2 separate regions of the Homo sapiens genome follow, and region 2 is linked to region 1. A link is an interaction called in ENCODE POLR2A ChIA-PET data of the cell type or tissue named here. Cell type or tissue: MCF 10A. All regions are shown on one strand. Each heading gives the region's core, and the rest is flanking DNA. Links, peaks and the distances in the headings are about the cores only.

The links. ChIA-PET counts read pairs that join two places held together with the same protein. Peaks named below come from ENCODE experiments on the same cell type or tissue, not always from the same donor. Only the 100,000 strongest peaks of a DNase experiment are listed, where the experiment ranks them.
Region 2: POLR2A ChIA-PET joins it to region 1 with 5 read pairs; 1 of 35 experiments calls an interaction of 5 or more read pairs at or near these places.

The regions. Positions count from the first base shown.
Region 1 is chr11:58,783,567-58,795,644 of GRCh38, reverse strand. It overlaps the pseudogene TMA16P1. Among named protein-coding and RNA genes, the nearest start is that of GLYATL2, 55 kb to the left of the region's middle. In MCF 10A, for the core only: a CTCF peak has its summit at 7,024 (motif pointing right); a DNase peak (open chromatin) is centred at 7,074.
Region 2 is chr11:58,624,193-58,635,770 of GRCh38, reverse strand. It overlaps CNTF (ciliary neurotrophic factor), which reads right to left. Exons shown (of 2, transcript NM_000614.4): 2 at 10,038-11,578. The coding sequence ends at 11,249. It overlaps ZFP91-CNTF (ZFP91-CNTF readthrough (NMD candidate)), which reads right to left. Exons shown (of 13, transcript NR_024091.1): 13 at 10,038-11,578. Among named protein-coding and RNA genes, the nearest start is that of CNTF, 7.3 kb to the right of the region's middle. In MCF 10A, for the core only: a CTCF peak has its summit at 5,708; DNase peaks (open chromatin) are centred at 5,730 and 7,920.

The DNA of each region.
Region 1 (12,078 bases), core at 2,426-10,425:
ATTTACCTTTTAACAAAGGGGATAAAGAGTTTCAGTTTACCTCCTTTTAATTGTATAATTTTTTTTGCTTTTTTATTGTGAAAAGTGATAGGTTTTATTTGTGGAGAGAGAACTAAAGATCAGAGAACCAGTGATTTTAATTATGTTACTTTTTCTTCTAAGAGATAAATTAAATTGACATATAATTCAGTATTTTCAGTATCATGAAAAGCATGAATGTTGTATAATTTTCTTCCTCAAAAAACTCGTTAAATGCAAGTATCCTTAACATGTTTTTAAAGGAGCACAATGCAGGTGTATTTGAGTATTTTCAAGAAAAGAATAAAAACATCAATACTGGATTAGGTTAACTGGGTGTCAACTAAGTCTTATTAACAGTTTACTTAAAGTATTATAACTTTTCTTTACTTCTGAAAATTACAAATAAAATTTATTTCTGCAAACAAAACCTTTTATATGATCCAGTTGTCTATAATTCAAGGGAAATAATAATGGTCTTTCTAGAGATTGGGTTTGATGTAAAGAAAAACTACTTATACACTAAAGAATTAATTAGAAAAATAAATTTCCTTAAGTTATTTATTTACTCTTAATAAATTTTAAGATATTTTAATTTTTTTACTGCAAAGTTCAACTTTTATTGCGTTTCACCAATTTTCATTTTCTTCTCCCTTCTTTTAAAAGGCACGAAATAATAGCGCTCTCCTTCAACTTATTTTCAGCTCATGTAAGATTTTTTCCCCTCAAGTTCTGTTTGTTGTGGCCTGAAGTTAACCATATTTTCTTAAAGATCTCAAGGAAATGTTTTCTTCCAACATAATATTCTGTACACGGCAAAAGGTCTTTTGTTTTGCCTTTTGGTAACTGGTCTAACAGATTTTACATTTTATCAAAATAATTCCTATGCCACTATTATTAAGTTTTGGTTTGCTTAGAAAAAAAGTGAGATTAAAATTTTTTTTAGGTTAGAGTTATTTTATTTTTGTGTGTTTCCTGTATGTGCTTTTTTTTTTTTTTTTTTTTTTTTGAGAAGGAGTCTCCCTCTGTCACCCAGGCTGGAATGCAATGGCACAATCTCAGCTCACTGCAACCTCTGCCTCCCAGTTTCAAGTGATTCTCCTGCCTCAACCTCCCAAGTAGCTGGGACTACAGGCACGGGCCACCACACCCAGCTAATTTTTGTATTTTTAGTACAGATGTAGTTTCACCATATTGGCCAGGCTGGTCTCAAACTCCTGACCTCATGGTCCACTCACCTCGGCTTCCCAAAGTGCAGGGATTACAGGCATGAGCCAACATGCCCAGCCTTCTATATGTGCTTTTAAAGTACTTGTGACATTAAGTTACAGGGCTTTGAATCCTGGGTCTAAAATTGGCACCAAGTACTGCTAACTCTTCAACACTGACAGCAATTAAAGACTCATCTTCAGGCCCCATAAAAGATGCCAATCAAAATAAACTGCATTTCTGAGACACAGGTTCAGAAATTAAAACTATTCAACTCCTCAAGTCCCAGGGACCATCATGGAAGAGGGGGGAATGTGAGATTGTAAGGGCTAATTTTGAGAGATAAAATAAGTTCAGTTTCTCCACAAATTAATCATTAATGTGAAAGAGACATGGATTCAAGATCAGCATATGGGTCCCTGTGTCACATAAATAGGGTTTTCTTGAAGCAGTAAGTGACTCATAAATAAAGGTTGTAAAGGTTATAAAGGGCTCATAGAAGTTATGTCTTATGGGCAAGATTAAAATTTTATAGATTGTTTATATAATTTTGAAAAACAAATTTAATTGGCTTTATGATGTTTTTATTAGGGCTTATTATTTGGAAAATTAAGTCTCCTCTCTAAAAGAATAAAGGTTTTCACCTTTTTTATGAAACCCTTGAGTTATCACTTTGGTCAAATGAATGACTTATTTTACAATGATCTATGATATCAAGTGTTTTAAACGTTTGATATTTGATGAACTTTCTAAAATCAGATTATAAATTGTTTTCTTCTGATTTAATTAATCCTTTGAGATATTAGGTTTCCTAAAGTCCAAAAATGAAATAATTTGGCTAATTTGCCATAAAAATTATACACGAAACATTGTCAATTATGAATTAGTGTTTGAGTTTTTAATGGTATATTTGTATAAATATGCTATTGAAATGTGTTCCAAAATCACGGGAGACACATATAATTCTGCTATGACTTAGTATACATTATCAGCAATAATTATAATTATGTTAAATTGTTGTGTGCCACAAAGATAACAGATTTCCTTGTCAATTGTGTCTTTGACTATGGCTGCCCTAAAACCTTTTGTCATCCATGGCCGATTTTTGTCTTGCTTTGATCTTCTTTAGAAGGTGATTTTATAATCAACTACAGAAATACAAAAGGTGTTCTTAAATGCAGGTTTCTGATAACTTTGAAGATTATAACATTAGAATAAAGGAAAAAACTTTCAGGACTCTCATGGAGAGCTGAAATATTCATGAATATCAAGGAGAACAGGAGTTAACTGTGTGAACTTAACTAATAGAAGACTAAAGCAACCTTTTTAAATTTGTTTTTCAGAGTCAAGAAAACTTTTAAGCTATTTGCAGCTTTTATCAATTGAGTAAAGTACACTCCTATGAATAAAATTTGGAGCATATTTGTTTCTCTCTACCTGATTTCTCTAGAATTTGGAAACTATTTGTGAGAATTCTTAACTTATGACAATACAGTTATTTGCATAAGTGCAATAAGAATTTGTTTTCTTTTGTAACAGGACACAATTAGATAAACTGGTTATTTTCCCAAGGCTTTGACTGGAATGGTATACTTTCCTTTAAGGAATCAAACTTGACTTATGGAGCCAATTGGCTCCATAAAAAAGCCCCTTGGAAAAACTGGCCTCATATCTTTTTCTATACAGCACCTGTACAGGGTTCCTGACCTGTGATGAGTAAAGAATATCATTTTCTGACAGACCCAGGAGCCCCAAGTATATCTAAGAACCTCATCTGGGGAGGATCACCCAACTCATAGGTATTTGGTGGCACAAATCCATGGCTGGGCTCAGCTTTAAAAAAGACTTATCTGAAGTTTCTTCTATGAAACAAAGTTCCATCAAAGCCAATTTAAAAGCCTATGTAAAAAATACTTATTCTTGCTGTACTGTATACAAATAATTAGGCCAAGTACAATAAAGCAAACCAGTCTTATCGTGATTTGTCTTCAGTAAATATGAGAAAGTGAAGAGAGAAAAATTATGTTTCAAAAACTATAGTACACCTGCTGTTAGATTCTGGTCTTGTCCAATATTTTTCCATTTTTATTATTTTCTACAGTTTGGACTGAATTCTAATTTTTGTTGGCTACAAGTTTTCAAAATAATGTTTTCAATTTTTTTCCCTTACTTTTTTTCCTATTTTTTCTAATTTGGAGTCACTGAAAACTAAGCTGTGATTTCATAAAGCCCTGCAAACTGAAGCTAGACAACTTAATATTCAGAAGAAAATAATAGCAACTTATTTACATAAATAAGCCACTTTCATATCTGCCTCCTGATGTATGGACTTCAGAGTAATGTGGCCTATATAGATTTTCTAGGATTGTTCTTTTGTTGTTTTTCTTTTTTCTTCCCCTATTTTCTCTTCACAGGACATGAGACTTCACAACCTTCTAAAAATGACATTTTCTAATGCCTCAAGACTTACCTGTCTAGGAGTAAACCATCCTAACCATGATGGATCAGTTGAAACCTGAAACCAGAGACTCATTTTGTTCTAAAAGAATCTCCAAAAGATTTTAAAAAAAGAAAAAAAGGAAAATGTGAAAGAAAAATAAATCTTGGGGCCCCCAAGTTACTAATCTAAAGGAAAAAGTCAAGCTGGGAACTGCTTGGGGCCAACCTGCCTCTTGTTCTATTCAAAGTCACCCCTCTGCTCACTGAGATAAATACATATTTGATTATCTCTTTTGGGGAGGCTAATCAGCAACTCAGAAGAATGCAAAAATTTGTCTCTTATTTGCCTATGACATGAAAGCACCCTCCCCACTTTGACTCTTTCTGCCTTTGCTTTGAGTTGTCCCACCTTTCCAGACTGAACCAATGTTCATCTTGCATATGTCTCATGTCTCCCTAGAACCTATAAAACCAAACTGTGCTCTGACCACCTTGGACACATGTTGTCCGGACCTCCTGTGGCTGTGTCACAGGTGTGCCTCCTCAACCTTGGCAAAATAACCTTCTTAAATTGCCCGAGACCTGTCTCAGGTTTTTGGGATTCACATTCCTCATAAATTTTTTAGTGCCAAGTCATGTGACTTAGTTAGTTCATGTGAGATCTGCTTGTTTAAAAGAGTCTGGGACCACTCCATTCTCTCTCTTGCTTCCACTCTCACCATATGATATGTCACCTTCTCTTTTCTTTCACCATAATTGTAATCTTCCCGAGGCCTTTGCCAGAAGGAGATGCTGGGGCCATGCTTGTACTGCCTGTAGAACCATGAACTAATTAAACCTCTTCTCTTTATAAGTTATCCAGCTTCGTGTTTTTTTTTTTAATAGCAATATCAGAATGTATTGACAAAGAAAATTGGTACTGAGAATAGGGTGTTGCTATAAAGACATTTGAAAATGTAAAAGCAACTTTGGAGATAGGTAACAGGCAGAAATTAGAAGAGTTTGCAGGGCTCAGAAGAGATAGGAAATGGCAGAAAAGTTTGGAACGTCTTAGAGCCCTGATAAAAGGTTGGGACCAAGATGCTCATAGGGATACGGACAGTGCAGTCCAAAATGATGAGATCTCAGATGAAAATAAGAAAGTTATTAGGAAGTAGAGTAAACGTTCCCCCATGTTATGCCCTAGCAAAATGCTTGGATGCATTGTGTCACATCCTAAGGACCTCTGGAAGTGAGAGGAGGTGCCAGCTGGGCTTTCTGGGTCGAGTAGGGGTTCAGAAAGCTATGAAACTCACTCATTTCCTGCATGAAGACTTACTTCAGTCCTGGATGAATAATATTGAAAATTTATGCTTAAAATATTCCTAACACCAGGATTTGTGCATGTGTTTTCTTCCCCAAGAAAGCTATAAACAGAGAAAATTTTGCTGTTAAGTTTCTCTGTCGTCTCTCCCTCTCCCCCTTCCCCCTCCCTCGAAACTAAAGTAAAAGAAATGTTAACTGCCTGTTTTTCTGTGACCAGGGGACCTTATCTATATTCCCAATTCCAATTCCTTGTAAACATACTTTGTAAAGTCCTGTAAGATCCTGTCTCCTTTGCCAGGCTGCTGCAAGGTCATAAGATAAGATAAAAGGTCAACTTAGATAAAACCTAAGTTGCAATTCCAGTTTTCCTCAAAATCTAAGACATGGCACAAAATAATTTACTGCCTTTGTTTCTTGCTCTGGTAACATCTTCCCGCCACTCGTATTTCCCGCCTAAAAGAGTTTAAAAGGCAATCACCCAAAACCACCAGTGGCTACCCATTCGGGACCCCTTCCATGCTGTGGAAGCTTTGTACTCTTGCTCTGCTCAATAAAACCTACTGCTCACTCTCTCTCAGTCTGAGTCTCTATCACTCACTGTGGTCAGCCACAACCCCAATTCTTTGGCATGGCTAGGCAAGAACCTTAGGTGTTACAGAAGGTTGAAGTTAAGAGTGATGACCTATGGTATCTAGTAGAAGAAATTTTAAAGCAGCAAAACATTGAAGAATTGGTGTGGCTACTTTTAATTGCCTATGATCAGATGCAGAAGCAAAGGAATGACTTAAAATTTGAACATATATTTACATATATACATATTTTTTTGAGGTGGAGTTTCACTCTTGTTGCCCAAGCTGGAGTGCAATGGTGTGATCATGGCTCACTGCAATGTCCGCCTCCTGGGTTCAAGTGATTCTCCTGCCTCAGCCTCCCAAGTAGCTGGGATTACAGGTGCCTGCCACCATGCCTGGCTAATTTTTGTATTTTTAGTAGAGACAGGCTTTCACCATGTTGGCCAGGATTGACCTCGTGATCTGCCTGCCTCGGCCTCCCAAAGTGCTGGGATTACAGGTGTGAGCCATAGTGCCCAGCTGAAACTTTTATTTTAAAAGGAAGCAGAGCATTAAAGTTTGGAAAATTTGTAGCTTGGTTCTTTGGCAGAGAAAGAATCCAAGCAGTGGGCAGAACAACCTGTTACTAGAGAGATTAGTATTACAAAAGGGAGCCAGGGGCTAACATCCAAGACAATGGCAAAAAGGCCTTTAAGACATTTCAGAAATCTCCAAGGCAGCCCCCCTTATCACAGGCCGAGAGGACTAGGAGGAAAGAATCATTTCAATGGCCAGGCCTGGGGTGCAGCTGCCCTGTGTTGCCTTGGGACAGTTCTCTCTAAATCCTGGCTACTCCAGCCACAGTCAAGGCTCAAAGGGTCCTAGATACAGCTCAGGCTGCTGCTCTGGAGAGCACAATTCATAGGCAGTGGCGGCTTCCACATGGTGTTAAGCCTGCAGGTGCACAAAATGCAAAAATGAAAAAGGCTTGATAGCTCCCACATAGTTTCCAGAGGATGTATGGGAAAGCCTGGGTATTCAGACAGAATTCTGCCACAGGGGCAGAGCCTTCACAGAGAAACTCTTCTAGGGCAGTACCAAGGGGATATGTGGGACTGGAGACTCCACGCAGAGTCCCCATCAGGGTACTGCCTAGAGTAGCTGTGGGAAGGGGGCTGCTACCCTCCAGACTCAAAGATGGTGAACTCACTATCGGCTCACAAACACAGAAGGCTTCAGGCTTGCAGCCCAAACTTTTGACTCCAGCCCATGAGAGCAGCCATGGAGGCTACACCCTTCAAAGTCACAAGGGTGGAGCTTCCCAAGGCCTTGGGAGCCCATCCCTCATACTACTGTGCTCTGGATGTGGGACCTAAAATCATTGTATCTTCCTTCCGTCCCCAACCCAGGGGTTATGACTGTGGAGAATGCTGGATAGGAGGATCTTTTCACTTTGCTTCTATAGCCACAGGTTTTGTATTGGGCTGTGCAATTTGACAGGCAAGCCAGTAGATGGCGCTTATGGATAAGAGCCAGCTGAGGGGAAATTGGCTGGGTGTACATTATACTTGGTCCTTGTCTGCTGGGAGTTCTCTATTACCTCAGGCAATAGGCTGATTCATGGAGTGCACAGGGTCTGAGCTTAGTTCCTTGCTCAGCCCTGTGTGGGGGAGGGGCCAAGGTGAGTAGGGCCTGACCATCTTGGTCTACCTACAGGTCCTCCAATTGCAGACAAGAGTACCAGCATCAAGAGAGACTTCAGTGGGCAGCCACTAAGCACCCAAAAGTTGTGCCTGGATGTGGAGCTAGGAAACACTTTCAACCCCAGTTCTCCACACAAGGAGGGTAGGGAAATTCCAGCTGCTAGTCCATGCAAGTGGGTGCTCCAAATGCCTGAAGATCTGCCTGGGCAAGGAGTGGAGAGGGCCTCCCTGCACCAGGCTCTCTGCACAGGAGGGGTAGGCTGACTCAGACTTCTGTTATGGGTGAGCAGGTGCTCCAAATGTCTGGAGATCTCCCTGAGCATGGCATAGAGAGGGCCCTCCTGCACCCAGATCTCTTCACAGAAAGGTGATGACTCAGGCTCCATGTCAGTGGGTGATCCAAATGCCTAAAGATCTGTTTACATGTACAGGAAAGAGGGACCCACTGTACCATGATCTATGCACAGAAAGAGTTGGCTGACTCAGGCTGCTGATTCAGGCAAGGAGGTGTTTTGAATTCCTGGAGATCTGCCTGAGTGTGGAGCAGAAATAACCCCACTGACCCACGATCTATATTCATGAAGAGTGTGGTGGCTCAGGCTGTGGGTCCATGCAATCAGGTTGTATTTGGGTTCTCTATATAGATAGAACTAATTGGAGATATATATATCCAATTATATATATAGTATTTTATATATAATAAACTCTATACTATATATATTGACTATATAATTAATAACCTGTTCTTTATATTTATAATGAGGAGTTTATTAAGTATTAATTACATTATCACAAGGTCCCACAATAGGCCATCTGCAAGCTGAGGAGCAAGAAAAAGCCAGTCGGAGTCCCAAAACTGAAGAACCTGGAGTCCATTGTTTGAGGACTGGAAGGGTCCAGCACAGGAGAAAGATGTAGGCTGGGAGGCTAGGCCAGGCTAACCTCTTCACTTTTCTCTGGCTGCTTTACCCTGGCCATGCTGGCAGCTGGTTAGAAGGTGCCCACCCACATTAAGGGTGGGTCTGCCTTTCTTACATTTCCCAGCCCACTGACTCAAATGTTAATCTCCTTTGGCAACACCCTCACAGACACACCCAGGATCAATACTTTCTATCCTCTGATCCAATCAAATTGACACTCAGTATTGACCACAACACAGGGGCTCTGAATGCCTAGATTTCTGCCTGGGGATGGAGTGGCGAGGACCTCACTGCACCATGATCTCAGGGCAGTAGACTGGGACACCAAGGAATGACAAATGCTGACCAGCACCAGGTCACCAAGCTGGCCCTGGCTGCAAATCTCATCACCCAAGAAAAACTGCAGATGAGACAGCTCTCCTGCGAAGCCAGGCCTGCAATGGGGAAGAACACAACTCCAGGGCCTACTGCTAAGGCACTTTTCACAGTTCTGGCTGTAGAGGCCTCTAACCCACTCCAGAGCAGGCTCTTAAATCTCTGGACAGAAATGAAAATGCCTGTGTGGCTATACTGCTGAGTCACCAAAGAATGGCTGACTTTATAAGCGCCCATGTTAAAAATGGCATCCTGCTCTTTGTCCTGGGTCTGAGAAAAATACTGTAGCTTTTCTTGGTGTCTCACTCTGTGTCTAAGCTTCTCCCCAAGTTATCTCCAGGGCTTGGGAGAAATAAAGTGCTCTCCCTCAGCCTGCGTTGCTTGGTCCCAGTAGAGTAGTGAGTCACAGAGGGAAGCTCTCTACCTCTCTCATGTCCTAAAGCTTTACTCACTTTTCTCAGCTGGACACCACAACAAGGGCTGTTCACCCACATTCTTCTCTCCAGGATCTGGGGTGTTCTTCATAATTCTGGTGGAGTCCCACATTCCTTCTTGAATTAAAGCTCACAGAGTTTATCTTTATTCACTATCTTGTTATTACCAAGTGGCTGAGGCATGCTAGAAACTTCTAATTCACCATCTTGGGGGAAAAAACAACAACAACAACAAACCACCTCTTTTATTTCTTTTTCTTGCCTAATTGCTCTGGCTGGGACTTCCTATACTATGCTAAATAAAAAGTGGTAAAAGTAGCATTCTTGTCTGGTTCCTGATATTAGAGAAAAGGTTTTCAATCTTTTTCTATTCAGGATTATGCTAGCTCTGCACTTGTCATACTTTGCCTCCACTGTTCCTTCTACTGGAGGGCTTCAAAAAAGTTCACAGAAAATGCATGTTATATATACAAAAAAAAAAAAAAAAAAAAAAAAAACTATGACAGGGCCAGGTATGGTGGCCCACTTTGGGAAGCTGAGGCTGGAGGATTGCTTGAGCCCAGGAGTTCAAGACCAGCCTAGGTAACATGGCCAAACCCCATCTGAACTAAAAATACGAAAATTAGCTGAGCATGGTTGTGCGCACCTGTAGCCCCAGTTGCTTGGGAGGCTGAAGTGGGAGGATTGCTTAAGCCCAGGAGGTTGAGGCTGCAGTAAACTGTGATCACGCCACTGCCCTCCAGCCTGGGTGACAGAGAGAGACCTTGTCTCAAAAACAAAACATAACATAACAAAAAGTAAGCACGGAACTTACATTTTCTTGGCACTAAAATCAACTTACACTAACTTGTTATAACATGTATGAAAAGGATCTACTTTGACGCACTAAGTAGGATGAAACATCAGTTTGGAAACAGCCCCTATCAGAGCAACATGCACTTTGGTAAATTTGAAGCAAAAACAAAAACCAAATTTAAAATGATGCTTGAGTGGAAGAATGATTAAATCATTCATGCTTTATGAAAAGTTTATAGAATAATGACGTCCCAAAATTAGCAGCTTATAAATGGGTAACTTGTTTTAAGAAGGTATTAGATGATGTAAAAGATGAAGCCCACACTGGCAGACCATCCACATAAATTTGTGAGGAAAAAGTAATCTTGTTCATGCCTGAACTAAAAAGGACCAACAATTCACAGCAGAAACAGTAGCCAACACCGTAGACATCTCAATTGATTCAACTTTCATGATTCTGACTGAAAAATTAAAGTTGAGTAAATTTTTCTCTTCAAGGATGCCAAAATTATTGCTCCCAGTTCAGCTGCAGACAACAGCAGAGCTTCCAATGGAAATTTTAAACAAGTGGGATCAACATCCTGAGGCATTTCTTCAAAGAACTGTAATAGAAGATGAAACATGGCTTTACAAGTACAATCCCAAAGACAAAGTACAATCCCAAAGACAAAGTACAATCAAGCAATGGCTACCAGCAGGGGGAAGTAGTCCAGTCAAAGCAAAAGTAGATTGGTCAAGGGTAAATGTTATGGCAATTGTTTGGGGGATGCTTAAGGGATTTTGCTTGTTCTATTTCTGGAGGGCCAAAGAATCATAACATCTGCCTGTTATGAGAGTGTTTTAAGAAATTTAGCCAAACCTTTAGCATAAAACAAATGCCCAGGAAAGAGAGTCCTTCTACAACACAACAATATTGCTACTCATGCTTCTTTTTAACAAAGACGATTTTCTGAGAGTTTTGATGAAATATTATTAGGCATCCACCTTACAATCCTGATTTGGCTTCTTCTGACTTCTTTTTGTTTCCTAATCTTAAATCTTAAAGGACACCCATTTTTCTTCAGTCAATGATGTAAAAAAGGACTGCATTGACATGGTTAAATTCTCAGTCTTTTATGGTGAACAAAATGGCTGGCATCATCACTTATAAAAGTGTCTTGAACTTGATAGAACCTTTGAGAAATGATATTTATACTTTTATTTTTATCTTTTAATTTCATTATTTCTAGGACTGTTTTGAAGTCCCTTTTTATACCTATTGTGTTGAGTTTTTATCATGAAGAAATGTTGAACTTGATTTATTTTTTGGCGTCTATTGAAATGATCATGTGGCTTATGTTCTTGATTCTATTAATGTAATGTATCACTTTTAGTGATTTCTATATGTCAAATCATCCTTGCACCCCTGGGATAAATCCTTCTTGATCATGGTGAATAATCTTGTCGATGTATCAGTGAATTCAGTTAGCTAGTATTTTGTTGAAGATTTTTGAATATATATTAATGAGGATATTGGCCTGTAGTTTTCTTTTTTGTGTGTTTCTTCACGTGGTTTTTGTATCAGGTTAATGCTGGCCTCATAGAATGAGTTTAGAAGTATTTCTTTCCCATCAATTTTTTAGAATAGTTTGAGTAGTATTACTAATTTTAAAAATTAGTATTTTAAAATTTTTTGGTAGAACTTAGTAGTGAATCCATAAGGTCCTGGTCTTTTCTTTGATGAGAAACTTTTTATTACTGCTTCTATCTTGTTATTTGTTGCCTGTATGTTCCAGGTATCCTATATCTTAATGGTTTAATCTTGGTAGCTTGTATACATCCAGAAATTCATCTATTTACTCCAGGTTTTCCAACTTACTGGCATATAGTAGTCTTTAAAATCCTTTGTAACTCTGTGGTGCCAGTTGTTACGCTTCCTTTTAAATTTATGATTGTATTTATTTGGTTTTTTCTCTGTTTTTCAAATTAATCCAGCTAAAAGTTTTAAAATTTTGTTTATCCTTTCAAAAAACACAAATTTTTGTTTTGGTGATTCTTTGTATTGTTCTTAAACTGATTTAAAAAAAAATTCTGCTCATTATTGGGTTTGCTTTGTTCTTGCTTTTCTAATTCTTTAAGGTGCATTATCATGTTCTTTATTTGAAATCTTTCTGCTTTTTGTATCTAATTGTTTGTTGCTGTAAATTTTCCTCTTAGCACTACTTCTGCTGTATTCCTAGGTTTTGGTATGTTATGATTCCATTTGCATTCATTTCAACAAATGTTTTTGTTTTTATCTTAATTTCTTCATTGACCCAAATGACATTCAGGAGCATGTTGTTTAATTTTC
Region 2 (11,578 bases), core at 3,579-11,578, 160 kb after region 1:
ACAGGACAGGCACGTGTTTTTGTAAATAAAGTTGTTTTTGGAATACACCCACACTCATTTGTTTATGTATTATCTATTGCCTATGAACAGCTGTGACAGAGACCTTATACCTCACAAGACTAAAACATTTACTTTCTAGCCCTTTAAGAAATAGCTTACTAACGCCTAATATAAAGCACAGAATGCCCAACAGATGCCCAGGATATATTGATCCCTTCAACACTACAGTAACCCAAGTGGTTAACTGAACTTGCTACAGATACTATACCTATGATGGTCCGTTTTCTCCAGCCTAGAGCAGCTTTCTCCTAGAATCTAGATCCCCCAATTTGTCCCAGTGTGCCATAAAAACATCATCATTTCTATGAAAAAGGTTGATAGGCATTGGTATGAAACAGTAATTCTCCCATTGCACACCACCTTGCATTCTTTCCCTCACTATCTCTACCTGCCTTCCTCCTCTTAATCAGGTAACATTTGGTGAGCACTTATCATATGCCAGAGAATACATAGCCTCTGCCTTCAAAGAGCCCATACTCCACCAGGAGAGAGCTATATACACAAATAATTAATATGCAATGTGTTATGTAATATAATAGTTATACAAAGAAAAAGTATTCCCAAATACATAAATTTTAATCGCAGCTCTGCAACTTTGTGATTTAACCTTTCTAAGCTTCAGTTCTCTCATCTATAAAGTGAGAATGATATCAGCTATCAGGAAGTGCAATGGGTTGTGTTAAGGATTAATAGAGCTGCTGTGTGCAAAGCACCTTTTTCCATGTCAGAGCTCAATGTCCTTGTCTGTAGCAGTGGTAGTGACAGTAATCAGCAGTAGAAGCTGTACTGATGGAAGATAATGTACAAGGTAAAGTTGCAGCAAAGAGGAGACAGCAGTGATAGCAGGGTACTAGTCAGGGACATTTTCAAAAAGATGACATGGATCTTGAAGCATGAACAGGAGTTAGTTATGTGGAGATGGAGGAGGGAGCATGGATAGAGTAAAATAAATAACATGAAACTTTCCTTAGGAGATGCAAATTTGCCCAAGATGAGAAATAGAAAGTGGGTGGTTTACCAATATGCTTTAGGTCTACTAAAGTTCTAGTGACCCAGAATCAGAGGAGACTCTGTGCTTGGATTTGAACAAGAGGACCCTTTTAGCTCCCTTTAGAACTAAGGCAGAGGAAACAAAACAAAAAAAACAAAAAATAAACAAACAACAACAAAAAGAACTAAGGCAGAGGATGTGACATGACTCCGGAGATTTTTCCTTGTCTTTCCTATCCTTTCTTCTTGTCTTGGTCTCTTTAATATTGATTTTTTTTTATTTTTTATTTTTTTATTCAGACAGAGTCTTGCTGTGTTGCCAGGCTGGAGTGCAATGGCGTGATCTTGGCTCACTGCAACCTCCGCCTCCCGGGTTCAAGCGATTCTCCTGCCTCAGCCTCCCGAGCAGCTGGGACTACAGGCGGGCGCTACCACGCCCAGCTAATTTTTGTATTTTTAGTAGACATGGGGTTTCACCATGTTGGCCAGGATGGTCTCGATCTCTTGACCTCGTGATCCACCCGCCTCGCCTCCCAAAGTGCTGGGATTACAGGCATGAGCCACCGCACCCGGCCTAATGTTGACTAAGAGGGTCACTATCTATATCTACAGAATGAAATCTAAATTCCTCAGCATGATGTTAAGGCCCTTCAGGACCGAGCCCCAATCTTCCTAACCAGCTTCATTCTGTCACTCATCTCTTCACTCCTTTCCCCATGCTTCCTATTCTCCATAATCAACTCAACATACTTAAAATCTAGGCTGGCAATTTTCTATGCTATGCCTAATATCTACTCCCCTTTCCTTGTTTCCTGCCTAATTTATTCTCTATCCTCCTAGTTGGGGAGGGAGTGCTCTTTGGTTCTTCTCTCTTCCTAAAACTCACCATCCTTCTCCATGGCTTTCCAGGCCAAATCCTCTGTCATGTTTTTCAGGGCTGTCCTCTTTTGCTCATCATTTTAATTTGGCTTTTCATCATTCGGATTTTTTTCTCCCACACTCTTGCCCCTATAAGCCCATCTGCCCATAGCAGCTTGAGTACTCATTTAAATAAATATATACCCCATCATGTCACTTTCCTGCGTAAAACTTTCCAGTAGTTTCTCTTTGCAGTGTTGATGCCCTTTAGCCCAAACCACTGGGACAATGTCCACAGTTAGACAAAATTGGGTTTATTGGCTTGTTGCAATGAGGAGAGAGGGCACACGATGGGAGACTTTGGAGCACCCCAGTGAGAAAGTGTTTGTTAGGAGGGATTTGCTGTAGGATTTGGAGTTGGGTTAGTGAATTCTGGTAAGGAATTAATGACGTGTGGCTTTGCTCTGGATTGAGTACTGTCGGAAGAGCAGGGGCAATTCTAAGACTGCATATCTTGGTTTTGTTTTTTAAATCTGAGAGCTGTTCTTTGTTATCCAGGTGGCAATGCTAATCACACACTGACCTGTTGTCTGTGCTCAGCAGTTAGAATAAAATCCAGATCTCTTTCTATACATAATCTTGTCACTAACGAGGAGAAAAAAATGTACTCCTGATGTCCAAAATTGATCTGATGTTTACAGCTCGGTTGCAATATTATTAGAAGCTAGTCTGAGGCTCATAGCCCAGTGAGCCTAAAAAATCTAAACAGTATGATAGAATAACAACCTCAGACAAAGTTACTCGGAGACCATGATAAAATGAAACAAAACAAGGTCACTTCATAATTTTGTCTTGTCTAAGCATGGATAAAAACAAGGTCACGCATGCACAACTCACAAAATACCCATAGAATTGTCCCCACTTTCTGACAGCATCCAATCCAGAGCAAACCTCTGCTTCCTTAGAGCTACCCCCAAATCACCGGAACAAAGCCTAAATCCCATAATAGGTTCTAACACACTCTTACTGAGGCATCTCAGTGTTCCCCAAGGTGTACATTTCTCCTCTTTGCAACAAGTAATAAACCCAACTGTTTAACAGCTGGTGTGTTTTTCAATCTTTGGCTCAAGGGCCTTGGCACAGGCATTGTTCCCCTGCTCACCTGACTAACCTGGCTTCAACCAACTTGGCCTTCCTTCAGTTCCTTGAAGATAGGAAGTTCATTCCTGCCTTGGGGCTCTGCACTTAACATTATCTTTCTCCTACTAAGGCCCACTCATGCCTAGCTCCTTCTCATCAGGGAAATGTAAACTCTTAAGAATTAAAGGAAAGGAAAATGGTAAAGCTTTCTTAAAAATGGCAGAGTAATAATGTAAGGCATACACCAACAATGCCTACAGAACAGGCTATGCTTGTGTTCCAGTCTCTCACACTGGCTGTTGCTAAGGCTTTACTAATGAGAAAACCATAAAAATTAATCTCCCAGTCCAAGTTTTGCTCCCCTTTTGCTTAGATCTTTACTAGCTGAGACATTGCTGGGAAGTTCCTGAGCAGCTCATGATTTGGGTGTAGAGCCATGAGGCCCTAGATAACTGTCCCTGTGGGCTTTCCACTCTTTGCCTTAATGGCCACTACTTTCAGTAATTCTGTATCACCTTTTCCATTTCCTACATAATTCTTATCACCTTCTAAATTATACTATTGTGTGTCGCTGGTCTTCCTCTACCAGAATGCACATTTTAAGAAGTCAGGGACTATGTGTGCTCATCTTTGTCTCCTAGTGCCTCTACCATTTCCACGAATAACTAAAACATATCTTACCTTGAGCATTACAGCATCTTAATGGGTTCCTCTACCTCCAGTCACTCTCACCTCCAATACAGACATAACTGAATTACTTTTCTGAAACAAAGTGTAGATGCTGGCACTCCCCATTCAAAAACCTTTCAAAGATTCTCTCCTCAAGGTGTTGTCACTTCACTCATCTCAACTTGTCTTCTACTGTAGCTCTCAGAGAGCTCTGAACTTCAGTCATGCTGAATGGTCCCAGACGTGCCACATGCTTTTCAGCAGCCAAGCCTTGACAAGTGCAGTGCTGCTTCTTTTATCTAAAATGTTCTTGCCCACTCCTCTCTTGTTTTTTCCTGAGGGCAAAGTCCTAGTCACCCTTCAAGTTCTACTCCCAAATTGCCCCTTTTGAGAGGTCCCCTCTTTGATATTTCCTTCTGTCCTTCCACAGCTTTTTGTTGTCCACATGACACTATTGACTGCACAGACTTCTCTCGCAGTTGATTGCACACCTGCTGTCTTTCCCAAGACCGTATTTCAAGGGCAGAGACCTATCTGCTCTCTGGGCCTTGGTTTCTTCATTTGTAAACCAAAGATCTTTGTACCTACCTCACAGGGTTCTTGTGAGGCGTAAATGAATTAATGCATGCAATTGGAACAATTACTGGAACATAGTAAACACCATATAAATATTTGCTCCTATTATTATTAATTTCTGTACTCTTAGTACTGGCCTAAAGCAGATGTCAATATGTATTGCTGAATTTGGTTGGAGTAGGGCAGGAAACTTTCAAAAGACTGAGCTTTAGAGATTAGAACCAGGTTGGGAATATTGGCCTTTTTTGTTTTTTCAGTGTCTTTTCAAGTTATTTGTTGTACTAGTCTGTTCTCACACTGCTAAAAAGACATACCAGAGACTGGGTAATTTATAAAGAAGTTTAATTGACTCACAGTTCCGTATGGCTGGGGAGGTCTCAGGAAACTTACAATCATGGTGGAAGGTGAAAGAGAAGCAGGCACCTTCTTTACAAGGTAGCAGGAAGGAGAATGAACGCAGGAGGAACTGCCAAACACTTATAAAACCATCAGATCTCGTGAGAACTCACTATCACGAGAACATCATGAGTGGGTATGATTCAATTACCTCCAACTGGCCTCTCCCTTGAAATGTGGAGATTATGGGTATTACAATTCTTTTTTTTTTGTTTATACTTTAAGTTTTAGGGTACATGTGCACAACGTGCAGGTTAGTTACAAACAATTCAAGATGAGATTTTGGGTAGGGACACAGCCAAACCGTATCATTTGTGTAACCTCCAACGCTACCACCATCCCAAGCTTTGGAGACAGGAGTCAGGGATTAAGAGAAGAGAAATTAGTCCTAAACCTTTACCTTACCTGTGGAATAAGGGTTGATCTGACATGAAGACACCTGCTTCAGAATATTATTTATTTAATTTAATTTATCTATCTATTTTTGAGATTGAATCTTGCTCTGTCGCCCAGGCTGGAGTGCAGTGGCACGATCTTGGCTCACTGCAACCTCCACCTCCCGGGTTCAAGCGATTCTCCTGCCTCAGCTTCCTGAGTACCTGGGATTACAGGCGCGCGCCACCACGCCCAGCTAATTTTTGTATTTTTAGTAGAGACGGGGTTTCACCATGTTGGTCAGGCTGGTCTCAAACTCCTGACCTCGTGATCCACCCACCTTGGCCTCCCAAAGTGCTGGGATTACAGGTGTGAGCCACCATGCCCGGCCCAGAATATTATTTTTAAAAAGCTTCCCTGAGTGCCTTGTTCAAACGACACTTACCCTGAAATGAGTAACATATTTAGCCATTACTCAGAATGCATTCCTCAGAATGGGCCACATCTTTCCCCCATCATATCAGGGGAAGGATGAAATATAGCACCCTCAAATTATAGTAGAGGTGGGGGTTGGAGTGGCAAAAGAAGTCTGGATGAGGTGCTGTTCCTAGAGCTTCTAAAGGATTATTAGAGTTGAGGGAGCTAGAGGGCGCTGCATACAAGAGAGCAAGAAAGACCAGATGTTTCCTAAAATGAGGTTGGTTTGATGGAGAAGCAGGAAAGTGCAGCCAGGGGATCCATGGACTGTAGGTCTCATTCTGCCACTTTTTAGCTGGGATGTCAGGGCAAATTGCTGAACCTCTTTGGCTTCTTCATGTTATGTTTAACGAAGGGATTGAACTAAATGAAGTTTGAGTTCCTTCTGGTATTAACAGGAGGGTGTAGGCGTACGGTGGGATGATTCTAAGTCTAAACGCATGCTTTAATGTATCCTGGGCAGCTCCTTAGACGGCATGTTTCCTTGGCTCCCTCTGGAGCCTACCAGGCTTCTCCAGGACTTGTCTGACCATGCCTACCGTGAAAGCTGCCTCCTGGGTGAATGGCCTGGGTTGTAACTCTCCAGGGAAGTGGATGATTCCTGGAGGCTGTGAGTGAGACTGCTGGGTCAACCTCCAGTGGCCAAAGGCCAATAGGCACAATAGGGTGAAGTTGAGGCTGTGGCCAGATCATTCCTGGTAAGCAGGTGGTATTCTCTGAGATACTTAGGAGCTTGCTCCTCAATCAACTCTGAATCCAAGCTACCTGAGGCATTAAATATACCTGATGATGTCTGCATGTCAGTTACAAGTAATTTCAGATACTCAATTTGTCTATAACAACTGTGTAGTTAGCTATTTTTCATCATTTTCATTTCACAAATGAGGAAGCTCAGAAAAAAGAGTGACTTGTCTGAAAGTTTAGAAACTTATATAGACTTCGTTACAAAGCAAAATTCTGTACAAGCCTGTATTGGCTTTAGCCAAGGAGAGTGGATTAGAGACAGAGAATGGATTTCAGAATAAGAGAATTTTGATTACCAGATGTCCTATGGCACAAGATGTAGTGAAGTGAGCTTTAGAGCCAGAATTAAGACTCCAGCCCTGTCAGGTGCTAGAGGAGGAAATTTGGGCAAGTTAATGCTCATTCTCATTTTCCTCATCTAAGAGATATGTCAGAGGATTAAATAATATAAAATAATGCAGAGCTGCCTGACATGTTACATTATTCCCTTTCATACTACCTTAAATATGTGGATAGAAATACAGAATCTCTCAGTAACTGTTTCATATTTTCCTCTATGTGATTTTCAACAATTTGGTTTCTACCTCCAACCTGACTAAAAATGGGCTAGTCAGGGTTCTTCTCTTGAAGTCAAAGGCTTAATGGGGGGGGGGGGGTGGTCAGCTACTTGCAATTAAGCCATATAAAAGGAAATCATTCTCATCTGCAGTCTAGCTGATAGGACTACGTATTCAGAGGGCAAAGCATTGGCCTGGTGATATAGGGGCAATCTACCTTTTCTAGGCTGACTGGCCCTGGGAGTTTTGCCCAGTGTGAGTGGCCTGGCACCATGGAGATTTACTCAGCACGCTTGATTGGGCCTGGCCCTGGCTAGGAGGATTATGCTTCATCCAATGCTGAAGTCACTTGAAATTCCCCTCATTCATCCAAAGATACAGAAAAGAAGTAACTTATGGTATTGCTGAGAAAAGAACTTTATTGTTAGCTATTCTTGCATCTTTTGTTTTCTATGTGTTCAAACCAGATTGATCGAAATAATCTTTTATATTAAGAATCATAAGCACATAGATTTTATCTCACACCCAGACACTTCATCAAACCATCAAATTATCTTATTCTGTCTTTATCTGTAGTTCTCAGAGGGCTACAGAAGCCAAGAAATGAAGTTTTTATCATTTTTCGCTTTTGAATGCACCCACATTCAGAGAGCTCATTCTTGGGTGGGTCTGACGCTTGCAGTGGAGGTGGGATGAGGCAGGAGGCCAAAGCATTCCTTTTAAGAAATGTCCTGACCTAAACAGTACATTAACAGTACATTAGTCACACACGCGCGCGCGCGCACACACACACACACACACACACACACACACACACACACAGAATCAACTGAAGTGAAATCAAAATTCTACTCCCCCCTACCCCCTTCCTCTTTACCAATCCCCTTTACATCCTGGTGGAGGTCTCTCTGCTTCCCGTGTCTCTATTTCACCCCTTAACAGAGATGCTCAGGTACCTCATGAGGAGCTGAGGATTCACAAACAAAATTCAATCTAAATAACTTTTCAGATATGTCTTCCTGAAATATTTACTAGTCCTCTCCCTGTCTGACAAGTGATCACAACAATGAGTCATCCTTTGGGCATTGATCCATAGCAGCTTGAAATAACAGCAATACCAGAGCTATGACTTTACATTTTCCATTTTTATTAAAACTCTCCCTTCACTTAAACCTGATTATCTTAAGGCTAATTTTATTCCATGCTTGGCTTTCAAGTTTGTGCTGATTTGCGAGCCTTTTCCAAATCACCCTCTTACATGAATGCAAGAAAAACTCTCATCCATGCAATTCCTTGACTCAGGAAAACAAGATCTCTTTACCCACAGAGGACTTTTCAGAAGGTACTCTCTGAAAAGGAGGCAGAAGAAATTGTTTTTACAAAATGAGTTAGGGCTAGAAACTAAATCTATGTACCTTAAACTATAATTCAATCTATATAGTTATACCATATATGATTTCCCAGAGATCTTATCCATATCAGATCAACAGAATAAAACCTAATGAACAAAATCTTCTTGGGGTTCTATATTCCTAAAAAAACGTAATTCCATAGTGTCATCGTTATCCTCTTCTTTACTATAAGGCACACATCTAGAATACTAATCCATTCAGTCCCTTTTTCTATTTATCCATTTCAAATAAACATGATGCAATGTCTACACATTCAGATCTCATACATGTTGATTTTTGTTGCATGGTCTACTGCTCATTTCCCCTTTATCTTTTTCTAAGATTAGCTTTCCCCACACTTCTTTTGGGTGCATATTGTATGCTTCCTGAAAGACAAGTACACAGCGTTTTGCAAAGTGCTGACAATGCACTTGGTAAAGACTTGGTGATTCTGTGACTTAATTGTGACTTACACATTTTTCTATCTCCTCCCATTCAGTGGTTAGTACTTGTGCCTTTTGTGGACCCTCTGCCACTTCAAATCCGCCTCTTATACATACATATTCCTTTACATGCAACTCATGAGAGCTTAAGCCAAGCTCCACTGAGTTCTGAAACTTCTGCAGATGTCTGCTGCTGTACCTGCTGAACATAAAAACACTTGGAGAGGGGACACTCATTTTTTAAAAACATTTTTGATGGAGGGAGTATGGGGGCAACATCTTTTAATTTTTTATTTAAAAAATTTCAAAAATTTATTTTTACATGTATAATTGATGGGGTCATTTTAGATGCAGCAAATTCATAGTCAGTTATTCCCCATTAAGAAATTGTAGACATATTTCTCCATTGAACAGAAGTATTATCCAGATAGCTCTAAGAGCTTCATATTAATAAGCAGAAATTTTATTATTTGAGAATGCTGCTGTTAAGCAGAATTAAGAGAAAGCTTGAATGGAATAAGACTATACATTCAGTGCCAAAATTACAAATGATCACCTCTTCCCTTCTCTCATGACTTCTCTTTTGTACTCAACCAGTACAGAGTATTTTGTAGTTTTGTACTGAGACACAACTCCTACCTCCTCCGGGAAACTACTTTGGGCCCCTCTCCTTCCTTTAGCTTCCTAACAAACCTGGGACTTATAATTTCGACTATGTGTGTGTGTGTGTGTGTGTGTGTGTGTTTGTGTGTTTACAGAATCTCTGGTATCTCCAGTGAGAACAGAGTAGGCCTCACCCTCTCCTCATGACTAAGTCCAGAGAATGTGAGGTGAAGGAGTTCTGTGACTTTTTAACTTGAGTAGTATTCCACTCACTGTCCACAAAGGCTTGGGTTACACTGTCTGCATCACTGATCACAGTAATGTACGTGTGTGTGTATACACACTCACAACCATATTGCCACAAATGCATATTAGAAAGCAGGGCCTTACTTTCCCTGAACTGTTACAATGCCTAGCCCAGAGTACTCTGGTAATAGTGACTTCATGGAGTTTTGTACACACACCCATGTGAGAAAGGATACAAGCTAAGCTACTCATCCACACCTCATGAAACCTATGGGAGTTAGCCCTGACTCATGGTTCATTTACGAATACAGAAGCCCCAGTTAATTAAATTAACTTGGTCTCCCAATCCATGATCTTGAGTTTTAATTGATAAGTATAAAATAAATGACACACTTGAAAATTTCTGGATTCACATCACACCACCAGTACATGGCCTTTTCCATTAATGTCCGCATTGACCAACCTTTCATACTATGTTGGTTCTTACAAGAAATAAAAGCAGAGCCTGCCCCTTTGTTGTGCAGCACAGAGGCTTTATTCTATAGTTTCAGAGTCTCTGGTATCTCCAGTAGGAACAGAGTGGGCCTCACCCTCTCCTCATGACTAAGTCCAGAAAATCTGAGGTGAAAGTTTGACTTTTTAACTTTAGTATTCCACTCATTGTCCACAAATGCTTGGGTTACACTGCCTGCATCACTAATTAAAAGTGAGGTAACCTGGTATAAGCCGTGCCCAACCCAATATTTGAGAACTTTTAGTGAGTACTTAAAAACCAGGCTGTATTACTAAACATCCCCAGCTTCCAAAGTTCAGAAGTTTGGCGGGCCTAATCATTTTCCAAAATGGAATCTTAAGATCTCCAGCTGCCCTCCTCACCGCCAAGTATGAACAATAAATCCTGACTTTAACGCTAAAATTTGCAACTGACTTCTGAGGACATCTAACAGCAGCTGTTTTCCAGCGATGGGAATAGATTACATGGATGCATCTTCCAACACCCTGTGACAAAGAGGTGCAGTGATTCATGATCAAGCCTCTAAAGTGAAAGGCACATAGGCTTTTACAAGGAGAATGATCTGTGTTCAAACTCAGTGTGCTACTTGTTAGCTGTGTGAGCTTAACCAAATCTCTGTGAGCCTGTTTTCTCATCTACCTAATGGGAGTAACACCACCTTGCTCACAAGGTTGTAAACGCTGTACATAATATACATAAAGACCCTTGGCATACTGCCTTAATATAGAAGATAATAAAAGTTAGCCATTATTATTCTTATTCTCTAAGAGTTTAAATCAACTAAAGAGTCTGATTTTAAATTGAATCTTCTCAGACCGAGTCATCCAGGACTAGAATTAACATATGTATATTCTGTCTGTAAGGCAGTTAAATGCCTGTAGAGGTTACTTAGTGGGTTAGAAAGGTTAGAACCCTGAAGTGGAAGGACGTTGTCCCTGCTCCCACTCTCTTACACCTGCAGCACATGCAAGCACGCACACAAATCACACCCCCCAGGCTAAACTTGTATGCCCATTTGTGTATGTCTCCAACGCTACTTGATGAAAATACCTGTAGTCCTTCAACAGGCTGCAGGTGGTCAGAGAAAAAAGAAAGAAAATGCCTGTTGTCTTAACTGTTTTTAGAAATTTAAGATGGGAAAGCGAGGCCCCAGGGAACTACGCATATTCCATTAGAAGAGAAAGCAAGGAAGAGAGAAGGGACTAACTGCTACATTTTCTTGTTGTTAGCAATATAATGGCTCCCACGTGCTGGGATCCCAGTCTGATGAGAAGAAATGAAACGAAGGTCATGGATGGACCTTACTGTCCACTGTGAAAGCTCCTGCAGCACCTTTAGGCCCCACAGCTTCTTCTCAAAGAGACCACCATCTCCAACATTAATAGGCATCCCATCAGCCTCATTGCGGGGGATCTTGTATTCCAGGAGTATCATTAACTCCTCTATCTGGTATGCAAAGGCAGCGACTTGGAGAAGAAGGGTATGTATAGCTTGATGGAAGTCACCTTCGGTTGGGGTAAAATGCACCTGCTGGTCTTC